2 separate regions of the Homo sapiens genome follow, and region 1 is linked to region 2. A link is a contact called in ENCODE Hi-C data. All regions are on one chromosome and are shown on one strand. The core of a region is the stretch at or near the end of the contact, and the rest is flanking DNA. Distances in the headings are between cores, read along the strand shown. Region 1 overlaps CA5B (carbonic anhydrase 5B). Region 2 has its middle 3.3 kb from the start of GRPR.

Evidence for each region. Hi-C counts contacts between places; a loop is a spot of excess contacts on that map. Pooled maps may share reads with other maps.
Region 1: a loop to region 2 is called in a pooled map, with 2.7 times the contacts of the local background. The contact joins two enhancer-like sites. A Hi-C loop is called at or near these places in 3 of 168 maps with a recorded cell type or tissue (CD4-positive, alpha-beta memory T cell and naive thymus-derived CD4-positive, alpha-beta T cell), 9 of 37 single-sample maps with no recorded cell type and 17 of 50 pooled maps.

Annotation. Positions count from the first base shown.
Region 1 is chrX:15,749,264-15,753,017 of GRCh38, forward strand. CA5B (carbonic anhydrase 5B) reads left to right here. Exons shown (of 8, transcript NM_007220.4): 2 at 708-902. The coding sequence starts at 761. CA5BP1-CA5B (CA5BP1-CA5B readthrough) reads left to right here. Exons shown (of 12, transcript NR_160544.1): 5 at 708-902. Among named protein-coding and RNA genes, the nearest start is that of CA5B, 13 kb to the left of the region's middle. RefSeq lists an enhancer at 3,601-3,754. Within about 2 kb of position 1,713, at least 20 of the 41 ENCODE cell types and tissues checked have a DNase peak (open chromatin) inside an H3K27ac peak, as active enhancers do.
Region 2 is chrX:16,118,267-16,122,326 of GRCh38, forward strand. No RefSeq gene overlaps it. Among named protein-coding and RNA genes, the nearest start is that of GRPR, 3.3 kb to the right of the region's middle. RefSeq lists an enhancer at 1,543-1,682. Within about 2 kb of position 1,550, at least 3 of the 41 ENCODE cell types and tissues checked have a DNase peak (open chromatin) inside an H3K27ac peak, as active enhancers do.

The DNA.
Region 1 (3,754 bases), core at 463-2,962, 370 kb before region 2:
GAACACCATAGTGAATACCTTGGAAAGCATCATCTTCATCTTCTGAGACTTTGACTGTGACCATGTGAAAGGTAGAGAGAGAATTCAGGATTAACTTTGTCTGTTTTCCCATGTTCAAGGGCCATTGTGTTACACCTAAAATTGGCAAAGAGTCATAGATTATATTTAAGCTCAGATTTCAAAACTGTCCATGACTATTTTGGCAGGATGTATCTTGGGTTTTTTGTTTTGTTTTTGTTTTTGTTTTTTTGTTGTTGTTGTTTTGTATGCAATCTAGATGCAGATGTTTGTTTTTAGTCAGCCTGGAGGGAGCTTTAATGTTGGGGTTCTTCGTACATGTAAATACCATGCTGGATAATTAATTGGGATTTCCTGGAGCAATTTTTTTTTTTTTAAGAAACTGTACTGTAAACAGTTTTTCATTCTTGTGGATAAAGAGAAGCTTTTCTCTGGATTTCTAATATTCGCCAACCCTGAGGGAAAGGCAAAGCATGTGAGTCAGTCCTCAGGACCCTCCCTGCCCTCCACTGAGGGGACCAATGAGTTTGAGGAACAAGAGTGGATAAACCGTTGACTCTCATCTGCCCTCCCTCCCTCCACCTCAGGGTGTGTACTGCTAGTCTGAATATTGTCCTGCTTAGAGGTTTCTCCATCATCTTAAGTTTCTGTTGTTTACAGCTTTCCCTCCTCTGCCCTCATCCCTCTAGATTATTAAGTTCCTGCAACTTAACTGGGAACTGATCAAGATTTCAAGCTAAAGATGGTGGTGATGAACAGCCTGAGGGTCATTCTTCAAGCCTCTCCAGGCAAATTGCTGTGGAGAAAGTTCCAGATTCCGAGATTCATGCCAGCGAGGCCCTGCAGCCTCTATACTTGTACTTACAAAACCCGGAACCGAGCCTGTGAGTACACCACTTCCTTAAAGAGAACAAAAAGGGCTCCAGCCTGAGTGACAGAGTGAAATCTCATCTCTTAGAAAAAAAGAGAAAAGAAAAGAGGGAGCAAGTGTGCAAGAGCAAAAATACTCATCTTTATAATAATCACACATGTTAAACATTTGTAGCTATGCTGTCTTTGGCTTTCCAGTGTAGGATTATATGCCTTATGAACTGTGAGAATAACTGTTTCTCTGTTGATTCATGAAAGTAAATGTAGAATGTTCTTTCTTGACTAATTTTAGCATGTTAAAATGATGTCATGCAGAAACTGGACAAGAGACAGATCCCGGTTTTTAATATTTTGGAACCTGTTGTTTATTATTTCTTGGTAGCAATTGTCTTTTTTTTTTTCTTTTAAACAAAGGTTGATCCACAAACCACAAATTATTTCTGGGAACCTTAAGTTTCTGGAAGTTGCATGTAAATGTTTGTAAACAGTTTACTAGCTTCAACGTTCTGGAATATTCTGTCCTGAGTTAGGAATTACTGAATTAATTCTAGCTGATCAGTTTGCAAGTGTGTGCTCTGCTGTAAGGATGGAAGATTGAGTGAGGCAGGAAATGGTCTTCCTCACACCTCTCTCATCTCGTTCCCCTCCTGGAAATACAAGGCATTGCCCATGTCCGGATGTGGCAGGGATTCTCCACTGCGGCATGATGGACATTGAGGATGGATCATTGTGTGTTGTAGGGGGTTGTCCTGTGCCCTGGAGGGTCTTTAGCAGCATTCCTGGCCTCTGCCTACTAGTTGCTAGTAGCACCCTCATGAAGCTATAACAACCAAAACTGTCTGCAGACATTGCCAAACATGCTCTGCGTGACTGCCCTAGAGAGGGCAGTTGAGAGAATGGGAAAGGATAATGTGTGTATTTGTGAACAGATAACTTTGAGTTAATGAAGAGATGAAATGGCTAAGTATTATCATTAAGGAGGAATTTTTCATGTTTTCCATTATTTAAAAAACATTGGCACAGAGTTTTCAAATGTTGGACTGCACTGAGGTCTAGGTTTCTCCCCTTTAGTGTTTATTTTCTTTGACCCCATATGCACATAATAAAAAGACTGAGTAAGAATGGAATGCTTGTAAATTAGTAATGCTAATCTAGCTACATCCAAGGGCTTGAAACTGCTCTACAAATATATTTTCACTGTAAGTTTATTTTGTTTCCTTCAACATTGACTGTGTTCTTTTTCAAATAAACGGACCAGAGGCATAATAAATTTCTGGTTGCTAGGTGTGGTTTCCTACAAACATGCCACATCCTACTGAGACTGGCTTATTCTGAACACTGGCACTTTGTGGTCTATGGTTTATATTGGAAAGTATTAATAGTTTTGCTTTTTTTTTTTTTGACAGTTGAAATTAAACATCCAAATCCGGTATACGTATGTAGTTAGGATAGTTTGCTGCTTTTAGTGCTGACAAAAAAAAACAAACAGTAGTGGCTTCGGGAGGGGCAGTTTTACTTAGTGAATTTCCCACAACAGATGACATGTTCTTGTTTCTAAGTTACTAGGAAAAACAGGGGACAGTCACCATTTGATTTTGTTTGTAGCATATTATACTGTTCCAACCTGTTTGCCCCAAGAATAATATTGTGGTCTTTGCTGCTCTGGGCCTTCGAGCCGGTCCTGTTTCTATGTTCTGGACCCTCGTCTGCTCAATTGTAAAGACAATTCTCATTGTTTCTGACAGCTCAATACCCCAACAGAAGGCCAATGTACACTTGTGACCAAGAATGACCCCAGATTCTTGAGGGTTTGAAAAGATAACGTGTTAATGAAAAAAGCCAAATTCTAAAATATTTGAAGAGGTTCATTCTGAGCCAAATATGAGTGACTGTGGCCCATGATACAGCCTCAAGAGGTCCTGAGAACACATGCCCAAGGTGGTTGGGTTACAGCATGGTTTAGGGAGACAGAAGTTACACGCAAGACATAAATCAATACATGTAAGGTATACATTGTGAGGACGAAACTCTGATTTTTTTTTTATCTTGCCCAAATTCCTATCTAAGGGGTCTGGGGAGTCATGCCCCACAAATCATAAATTCTCACCAGATGGGTTTTATTCAACCCTATATATCGTGATTTACTTTCCAAGCTGACTTTGGCATAACATTACAAGACAAAGAAGAAAATCAAAATATTTTACCCCAAAACATGTTTCTTTGCCATGTTTTGAAATAGCCCTGCAAAGCTGTTCTGCATGGGGGAAAATTTGTATCTGTAAAGAATCTCTGGGCCAGGCGCGATGGCTTACGCCTGTAATCTCAGCACTTTGCGAGGCCGAGGCGGGCGGATCACAAGGTCAGGAGATCAAGACTATCCTGGCTAACACGGTGAAACCCCGTCTCTACTAAAAATACAGAAAATTAGCCAGGCGTGGTGGTGGGCGCCTGCAGTCCCAGCTACTAAGGATGCTGAGGCATGAGAATGGCGTGAACCCGGGAGGCGGAGCTTGCAGTGAGCCGAGATCGCGCCACTGCACTCCAGCCTGGGCGACAGAGCGAGACTCTGTCTCAAAAAAAAAAAAAATCTCTGTTAACATAGCTAGATCTTTTTTTTCCAGACCCTCCCAATCCTAAAGAGATTAACTAAGATCTGAATAGGAAATATTTCTCATCTATTGTCTCTAAGGGCAGCTACTATAAGACTTCAAAGGAACTTTGATCTCCACAATCTTTATCTTAACCTGAACATTCCCTTTCTACCAATCCCAGGTCTTTAGACAAACTCAACCAATTGTCAACCAGAAAATGTTTAAATTTACCTATAGCGTAGAAGCCCCCCCAACCCCCACCCCAGCTTTGAGCT
Region 2 (4,060 bases), core at 300-2,799:
AAAATATCAAGGTCAGGAAAAACAGGAAAGTCTGAGAAACTGTCGCAGCTAGGAGGAGCTAAGGAATCATGTTGATTACATGCAATATAGTATCTTGGATTGGACCCTGGAACAGAAAATGACAGTAATGGAAAGACTGGTGAAGTTTGAATAAAATATGTAGTTTAGATAATAGTGTTATATCAATGCTAATTTCTTCATTTTGTAACATTTTAATAATAGAGGAAGCTACGTGAGGGGCATACAGGAACTCTTTGTACCGTCTTTGTGACTTTTCCATAAACTGAAAGACATTTCAAAATCTAACATTTAAAGAGGAATCCATGCCAGCAACATGTTTTCTTTTCAGACATCTGTTATTAGAGATGGAAATAATATAGGAATGTATTTCAGGGAGTCTAGGACTGTGCTGATCGAACCCTCTCAGGGGAGAGGAAGAAAAGGCTAGAAACAGATGGCTGAGGGTAGAGAAACAGTACCACTCTCATTTGCCTTCCATGCTCCTGGTGGTGCTAATGCATCAAGTTGTCCTGGGGCATAGGCAAGGGGAAAATGTTCCTGTACTTTATGAATGGAGAATCCATAGCACAGAACAGTTCAGTAACAAATAATGTTCATTGAATTTATTTTACTTGTCCAAGTTCACTGAGCAGATGCAGAAATGAAATATAAACGGTCTAATTTCCAGGTATATGGTGGCTGAGCAAGAAAGTTCAGTTCATTTACAATATTTTAAAAATACATATTTTGATCCAGATAAGAAACTTTGGTGTTGCAGAATGACAAATGAATTTCAGTGTGCACAACCTTTCTAGATTTGACCATACTTTCCTTCCCTCACACCCTGTATGACCACTCCAGGTTTAACTCAGGTTTATAGCACTTGCCTTTTCTGGTCTTCCTCTTCTGTTTTCTTTTGTCTTTGGGGTGGTTTTCTTTTCTTCCTCTTCTCCATCCATTCTACTTACCAGGTGTTACCTGTGGGTGCATAACAAATTACCATAAAACAATGGGTTAAAACAACAAACATTTATTAACTCATGGTCTCTGTGGATCAGGAATTTAACAGTGGCTTGGCTGGGTGATTCTGGCTCAGGGTCTTTCATGAAGCTGCAGTCAGAGAGTCAGCTGGGGCTGCAGTTATGTGAAGGCTTGACTGGGGATGGATGATCCATTTCCAAAATGACTGACTCACATAGCTCTGGACAGGAGGTTTCAGTTCCTCCCCATGTGGATCTGTCCATAAGGTCACTTGAGTATCCTCATGACATGGCTGCTGATTTCCTTCAGAGCAAGTGATCCAAGGAGAGAGTGCAAAGAGGAAGCTGCAATGTCCCTTATCATCTAGTCTTGGAAGTTACACACTATTCCTGCTGTGTCATTCTATTTGTTAGAAGCAAGTCACTAAGTAAAGCTCACACTTAAGGGGTGGAGGTGGGGGTTAAATTAATCTACATCTCTTGAAGCAAAGAGTACTGAGAACTGGCGAATATATTTTAACCACCACACCAGGTGTTCTCCTAGCCTCAGATGTGTCTGAGAATTTCGTCTTCCTCTTTAGGCTTTCTCTTGGCATCTACATTTACTTCTGCAGTTTCATGTGACTCAAAATGAAACCCAATTCATTTTTTCCTTCCAGAAGACTCCTCTCATCTTTCTTCTAAGTTTTTAAGCCCCATAAAAAGTCACAGAATGTTGAGAAAAGAAAAGGGAACTTGAAACGATCCCAGCATTACAGGATCTGGATAGAGTCATCTGCCTCTTTTGTTCCTGCTGCAGTACTAAAATTTGACATCTCTGATTCTTCTCAAGCAAGAGTTGCTGCAGTCTTTTGAGCAGCTTCTCCGTGGTGCTGTCACAAATCTAATATTGAAATCACGCTTAGTCTTCACTGACTTTTACCACATAATCTTCTTCTCAAAGCCTAACTTCACTTGATTCTCTGTGATTCTTTTACTGTACATTTAAACTATTTGGCATTCAGGGTTCTAGTTCTCAACCAGTCCTCTTAATTATTTACTTCTATGCTTTCAGACTTCACCTCTCATTTTCCATTGGCTTTCTTACATTCCCTTGTTCATCTAGCAAACTCAATATGCCTGAAGCCAAATTCAGCCTTTCCCTCCAGAAGCTTCCCTTTTGACCTTGCTCATAGCCAGTGGGAAGAGGCTTTGTCTCCACACTCTGTGGTCCCATTGAATCTACCTGTTCTCCTAAATTCTATCAAGTCACTGTTGCCCACCTCATGTTAGAGCCCCACAGAAAATCCAGTCTTTTGGAAAGATGAAAAAGGTGACTCTATTGACTGAAATAGAAACAGAAGTGACAACCCTGTCCCAACACATAAGAAAAGATGCTGAGTCATACTCCAATTCTATTCAGAAATTGGACTCCCTGGGGACAGAGATTTTATATTACATTTGTTCCATGTCATGTTCACATGTCAGAGGCATCTCATGTTCACCAGTAAATAAAAAGCTAAGCAAATGTCTGAATACGTTTGGTGTTTGGTGTTCCGGCTCTGCCGGAAGGTGACACATAATGGTAGGGATGGAAAGAGTCATTATAGTTAATTAGTTGAAATGACATAGAAATTATGGAATTAGCTTTTTTTTTTTTTTTTTTTTTTTTGAGAGGGAGTCTTGCTCTGTCGCACAGGCTGGAGTGCAGTGGCACGATCTCGGCTCACTGCAAGCTCTGCCTCCTGGGTTCACGCCATTCTCCTGCCTCAGCCTCCCAAGTAGCTGGGACTACAGGTGCCCATCACCACGCTTGGTTAATTTTTTGTATTTTTAGTACAGACGGGGTTTCACTGTGTTAGCCAGGATGGTCTCGATCTCCTGACCTCATGATCCACCCGCCTCGGCCTCCCAAAGTGCTGGGATTACATGCGTGAGCCACCGCACCTGGCCCGAATTAGCTTTTTAAAGCATCCTTGATCCCCGAAAATATTAGATGTCAAACCTCAACGCACCTTTACTCCTAAAATACCATTAGAAGAATCTATAGTGCTGTGGAACACATAATGCTAACACCAGCTATGAGAAATCAATATCTATCAGCATCCCCTTAACTTACATTGGAAGAAACACTAACCACCCAATTAGATTTAAGTAGTGAGGCTGACTCAGCACACAGGGGTGTCTAAAGAAATAAAGGGAAACAACATCCAGAAGTTCTCTTTGTGAACCAAAAATATGCCTTTTAGACCAAACTTCTTAGCAAGAATACAAGATCCATCACAATCTCACCCAAACCTGCTTCTAGCTGCATTTCACGCTGTTCTTTTTCCACCCCTGTCTTCCAATCTGGGTGACCCTCTGGATTTATAGATGTCCCTCTGCTCAATGTCATGCTCTTTCCTTTATGCCTTGATCCTAGGCACATATGATTTTCTTCATTCAAAAGACCTTGTCAACACTTAACCTTTAAAGATATCGTCTTTTCTGGAGAAAAGGTAGTTGCTTCACTCCAGAGAGGGGTTGGGGTCTAAAGAGCTGTGAGAGTACACATCTTCATGCTATTTTTCTCAGCCTCTTGCTCAGTGCCTGGCAACTGGTAGATGTTTGATAAATTTTTTTCAAGTAAATAAAGGAGTTGCTAATTCACTCGTATGAGTGCTTGCCTATTGATCTGAGGTCAATCACTCTTCTGAACTCATTGGGCTTTTCCAAAGTAAGCCTTTCCCCCTCAATCTAATAATGATAATAATAATAAGTGCTAATATTAATTGAGCACTTACTATGTGCCAAATACTATGCAATCTTAACATGAATCATTTCATCTAACTTCATAAGTTCTCCTCACCCTGCAGATGAGGAACCTGAAGCTTAAGACACTAAGTAACTTGCCATAATTATAAATGAGGGAGCCAGGATTGAAGCAGAGCCTGTGTACTGTATCATTAAGCTATATTGCTGGCAACTAATCAACACCACTGGGCTCATGGCTATTGGCTGGTTACTGGTGCTACTGATCTCTGCCGAGAAGCTCTTCCACCTCTAGCCATGCAGCATCAGTCTCCCTCCTGCTGGCAGAGAGGGGCGCTGAGCCTTTCATA